Linked DNA regions of Homo sapiens: region 1 is linked to region 2. The links are chromatin loops, found by intact Hi-C in ENCODE. Cell type or tissue: psoas muscle. All regions are shown on one strand. Each heading gives the region's core, and the rest is flanking DNA. Links, peaks and the distances in the headings are about the cores only.

Region 1 (2,927 bases), core at 161-2,660, 1.3 Mb after region 2:
TCTTATCATCAAGAACCATGGCTACTCTCCTTGAAATTTTAGGACGTATTTAGTTATATTGACTCCTGCAAGGGTCTGTGAGAGAGAGAGAGGATATTGTTAAGGTTTTCACTTTCTTTTTTTTTCAGATTTAATCATGTGTTAAGTGAGAATCTTGTTCATTGTATGCATCTACTCATATACTGCTAAGTATATGAGTGAGACCATGTCTCTAAACTAAAAGTAAAATGTAGATCTCTAATAAGCTCATGCTGGCTTATTTATTTATTTATTTAGAGACAGAGTCTCACTTTGTCCCCCAGGCTGGAGTGCACTGGCATGATCTTGGCTCCCAGCAACCTCAACCTCCCTGGTTCAAGAGATCCTCCTGCCTCAGTTTCCCAAGTAGCTGAGACTAGAGACACATGCCACTGCACCCAGCTAATTTTTGTATTTTTTGTAGAGACAGGGTTTTGCCACATTGCCCAGGCTGGTCTCCAATTCCTGGGCTCAAGCAATATGCCCTCCTTGGTCTCCCAAAGTGCTGGGATTACAGGTGTGAACCACTGCACCACAGTGTCAAGAGGCTCAGGAGCTGATTAATAAGTTTCCCACTGGCCAAAGAGGAGACAATTTAAGCATCAGTAAAAATAATAACTGCAACGGGTTAAAACATATTTAAATTATTACTCCTAGCATTTTGGGAGGCCGAGGCGGGCAGATCATCCGAGGTCGGGAGTTTGAGACCAGCCTGACCAACATGGAGAAACCCCATCTCTACTAAAACACAAAATTAGGTGGGCGTGGTGGCACATGCCTGTAATCCCAGCTACTCGGGAGGCTGAGGCAGGAGAATCACTTGAACCCGCGAGACGAGACGGAGGTTGCAATGAGCCGAGATCGCACCACTGCCCTCCGGCCTGGGCAACAGAGTGAGACTCCGTCTCAAATAATAATAATAATAAAGCAATTGGGGAAGATGAGCAGCTTAAAAAATAATAACCAAAAAATACTATGCTAACATATAGAAAATTCTGAGAATGAAGTAGAAAATTAAGTATTTTGGAGGAGAATCTTAAGGAAGAGAAGGGTTGAATGTGAGGTGGTTTGATTTTCTTTGAAAGAAAAATTCTCATTCTTATATTTCTCTTCTAAAATTTTATAAATCTGAATTTGAAGGGTAAAGTACTAAGCTGTTACATTTGGGAAGTTTACTCTTGGTAAACTTTAAAAATGATGGACAATTTCAGGAATAAGTAGGAAATACTGAGCTTTCATTATTTATACCTTAGAGTACTTGCTATATGGATGACCTCGTTAAGAGACTTGAGAGCTTCCTGGCAGAGATTTATTTTTATAGTTTTCACTCCCTCCCAACCCATCAAACCCATTGTTTTAAAGAGAAAACAGCCCTGTTAGCATGTATGTTAGCAGAACCTGTGCTGTTGAAGCAGGCTGGTCTTCAGGCAGACAGCTGTCCACATTGCACAGCTGCCTGGCCAAGCAGCTGCCAGACAGGCCGTGCAGTTCTGAGTCAGGCCAACCCACATCCTTCAACGGTCAACCCTTGCCATCTGATGGCTTTCTGTCTGAGTCAACAAACTGTTGTCACGTATTCAGTTGTTTATCCCATCGTATCCTCCAATTCTGTACTTAGCAAGCTAAAACAAAACCAAGAAACCACTGCCTACCACCAGCAATAGTTTAATGTAACTGGGGCTATATGCACTTTTATAAAAGATTAATTCTCTGGCATGATTTTATAATTGGGCAGGAAAACTGACTTATGGCAACTGTGACTGTATAATCACAAACTATGCAAATGAAAGTTTCATCTATTATGTCTCTCTATTTTCAATTTGCTTCCCAGTTACTTAAGTACATATGGCAAAGGGGGTGGGGGCATTTCTTTGTCATTTCAAGTGTTTAGCATTTTCTCAATCTTCTCTCGCCACCTCCCCCTTCCCTCTAAGCTGATAACTTCTGGTGCATACACAGAAAAGGAGACAAGACTGACTTCTTTGTGTGTTCTTGCCAACCACATCAAAGTTTCTCCTCAATAGAGCCCTAGGAACTTATCCCTAGGACGTGATATTACAAGGTCCTCACATTTCTGTGATTGGACAGTGTCAGGATAGACTGGGTACCAGCCCATAAATGCACCACAGTGAGGCCAGGCTGTAGAAAGGCCCCAGAGCATGTGAGTTTATCACATTCCAGCAGGATTGAAATAGGTTGACTACCAATGTTTGTTTTACAAAAAACAGATTTTGGGATTCCAGTTAACCAAACAGTTGGTATGTTGTTTTGACACTCTGAAAATATTTCTTCCTCTACTTCTTTTGAAGAAATTGGAGACTTGGAGATTAAGACTGATAAATCATCTACTTATAATACGTGTACAGATTACAAACTAAACACATCATCATTGTTTTATTGAAAGTGTTTTCACCATTGACAGATAGAAAATAGCCCCCATGAAATCTCTCTTCCCAAGGGAGAATTATTGAATGAATGTAAATGAATCCCTAGAACTTTCCCAAGAGACCAAGATGGAAGAAACTCTCACCTAAGTGATTGTGAGTTTCCTGCAGACTTCATGAACTACAGCTTTTCTCCCATAATCTAGAAACATGGGAAACTGAAGGCAACTCTAAGTCTTTTTTTGTTTATTTATTATTATTATTACTATTTTTTGAGATGGAGTCTTGCTCTGTCTCCCAACCTGGAGTGCGGTGGTGTGATCTCGGCTCACTGCAAACTCTGCCTCCTGGGTTCAAGTGATTCTCCTGCCTCAGCCTCCCGAGTAGCTGGGATTACAGGCATGTGCCACCACACCCAGCTAATTTTTGCATTTTTAGTAGATGGGGTTTCGCCGTGTTGGCCAGGCTGGTCTCAAACTCCTGACCTCAGGTGATCCACCGCCTTGGCCTCCTGAAGTGCAGGGA
Region 2 (2,927 bases), core at 195-2,694:
GATGGCAGAAAATATTGCTACTTTTTTCTAAAACTGATTTTAAAGAACCTCTATTGCAAGTAGTTTATAGCATATACAAATAAAACAGAAATCTTTACTTCATAAGGCAAAGGTTATTTTTTTGTTTGTGTCTGACAGTGTCACATGCACTGTTTAACATTATGGATATTTTGCTTTTGGGTACAATGAGAAGAGGGTGAGATAACCCAATGTTTTGCCTCCCTCTGAAATACATGTGTCCTTTTAAAATTTCCTTTTGAAAATTAAGGTAGGTTGCTAAAAAAATACTTATGTCAAGTGCCTTTCACACTAGTGGGTATAGAGTTTAGGTGATCAATGAGTACTATTATTATTATGTTTTGTATTTTTTTTTGATTCAGTCATTTTAAGTGGCTTCTTCTTGCCTATCTTTTCCATGTCCTAGTTTTGTCATCGTGCATTATTGCCACATATCTGCTCTGCTTTGTGTCTCATTCTTAACAGCACCTTCCCTCATATTTTTGCCCATCCATTAAAGTAACACTACCCTCCAGATTTCTTGCCTAAGCAAGAGAACATCTGCTTAGGTACCATTTCCCAATCCATAACTTTCTAGCAGTTTAGGTAAACATTTATACAGTCCACAATCTCTTACTTGCAATTTCCGAAATCCAAGAAGCAGTGAGAACTGGAAGATTTTATAATTCATATTGATGGGAAAACGTGACATGAACTAATGTGAGCTTAAATTATAGCATTTATTTATCCCAATGAGTATGAATATGCACAGGTTTTGCTATAGAATGTTAATGTGTCTGATTATAGAGTTGTTGCCCCAGACCCCAGTGCGGCATTATATAACATCTGCCACTGGAGGCATTATATAATTCCTGGCATACGTAGAGTATTACCTTTCTAAAATCTGAAAACGTTTGAATTCTGAAATGCATCAAGCCCGAAGGGTTTTAGATAAGGGATTGGCGTATAATCAAATATCCTGGTTTAATTTTAAACTTTTATCTTATTACTAGGGAGCTTCATGTGTGGTAATAATAAAAAGATTTTTAGGCATACAATCTCTCATGAACTATTCCTATGACTATTTTCGAAGGAAAGTTTATGTGTGTGTTGGGTGAGGCAGAGAGGACAGAAGAGAGAGAGGACACTGAACAATTGCAAAGTCAATGATGCCCAATGCCTTTTCTCATAATACATTCAAATGTTGCCCTAGGGGCTTCAGGTGACAAATAGAATTCAGGTGGCAAAAGTGACTGTGAGGGGCAATTGTGTTCAATGGCATAGGTATATGTATACGCACACGCATGTGCATATCCAATCGTGTGTCTAATCTGTCTCCAAGCAAGGGCATCTAACCAGCAGCCCGTAAGGAGTCAACTTTCCATATGGGGACATAGTGAGAATGCCCATGAGAGTGCTGTGTTTAATGTTGCTCCAGAATGCTGTGTTACGTAAATGTGTGCTGCTTAGTTTTACACAGATGTTTCATATTGTAGACACTTCTAAATGTGTCATCTCAGAGCTGGTAGGATTACTAGAACTGAACCCAGTCATTTATAGGAGATCCTCAAATCAGGAATTGCCTTTACTGGATTCTAGTTTGTCTGGCCTTCAGAGTCTCAATGAGAACCTAAAACCCTTTTTAAAAAATTGAATAGAACCTTAAATGTGTTGTCAATGTTGCCTCCTAGGAATTTCTTCCAGTTTACTTTTGTGATTTTTAATAAACATTTTATTTCTTTTTTGCTTTGCAGTTTGCATGCACATGTCAAATCTGTATATTTTGTGATCTCAAAGCACTGCTACTGCTTTCTGGGGTATATGTATTTCTGGGGTATATCTAATACTGCTTTCTGACCTTGTGTCTTCTAAAGACGATGTCCAGTAGCTCTTGCATCTTATATTTTAGTAACAAAACAGAAAGGATTATAAAAAGCAAAAGTATAAATTTGGGGGTAGTTGGGATAAAAATACATGGGTTTAATGAACTATAGATTTTTTAAAATAATGAGCAAAGATTATAGTGTTAAAATATCTATCTTGCATGTTTATTGTTACACAGAATAGATTTAAATCTCTATTGTTTATGAAATTATCTTAGAATAAAATTGATGGTATTTTGTCCTGGTGCTAGCATAGCATCGCACATTTTTAACTATCACCATTATTTTAATTTAGAGATGGGCACTTAGGAGTTAAAGGATGTTTGATTTGCCCTTTAATGGACATCTATGTCAAATATATGGAATTATTTTTGTTATAATTGTCATAGTCTCCAGTGATTTCATTTGTCTATAGCGAAGTCCCAGGAACCTACAGCTATTTTGATTTATGCAGCCTTTATAAGTCCTCGTAATATAGACTACTGATTTCTTCCCTGTATCCTGCTCATTGTTGAAAAGCCAGAGCTATTTTTAACATTTACACAATTTCAATAGATGATTCTTTATTCCACAAGGTTTGGTGCTAAATCTGTGGAGACTTTCATAATCACATCCTTCTTGTGGTTTGCTTGAATTTGATCACAGTGGCTGATTTCATGCATTGATAATGAAGGCTTAGGTTGCCTGTTTCTCAGCATAAATCCACCTCAGACTTGTACATTGACAGTGCTTCTGGTTTCAGCACACATGGAGATATAGAATTGAAATTGCTCTGCTTTCTTTACAAATGACTCAGAGTGTGCTTGTCCTTCCCTAAAATGTTGCCAGCATGTAAAGGATTTTCAATGAGCAGTGCAATAAGCCAGCAACTGGGAAGGCTTGGAGCGGCACTGATATAACGTGGTGCTGTCACACAGATAATCAGGGCTGGAGCCAAGTCTCGGTAGCGCTGTGCATTATCCTGGTCACATACTGGAAGTTTTGTTTATCCAACTTGGTTGCTCTTGAAGCTGGTGAGAGCCCTGCCAGGATGTGGAGTGGACTTCC

Evidence for each region. A loop is a pair of places that touch in the nucleus more often than their neighbours do. Peaks named below come from ENCODE experiments on the same cell type or tissue, not always from the same donor. Only the 100,000 strongest peaks of a DNase experiment are listed, where the experiment ranks them.
Region 1: it touches region 2 in a loop (19-fold over the local background); 4 of 110 quality-filtered maps call a loop at or near these places.

Annotation. Positions count from the first base shown.
Region 1 is chr2:178,403,170-178,406,096 of GRCh38, reverse strand. No RefSeq gene overlaps it. Among named protein-coding and RNA genes, the nearest start is that of CHROMR, 9.0 kb to the left of the region's middle. RefSeq lists an enhancer at 1,540-1,719. In psoas muscle, for the core only: no CTCF peak of the experiment used is centred there; a DNase peak (open chromatin) is centred at 1,486; H3K27ac peaks cover 817 bases.
Region 2 is chr2:179,745,721-179,748,647 of GRCh38, reverse strand. The region is part of intron 3 of ZNF385B (zinc finger protein 385B); the gene reads left to right. Among named protein-coding and RNA genes, the nearest start is that of MIR1258, 110 kb to the left of the region's middle. In psoas muscle, for the core only: no CTCF peak of the experiment used is centred there; no DNase peak of the experiment used is centred there.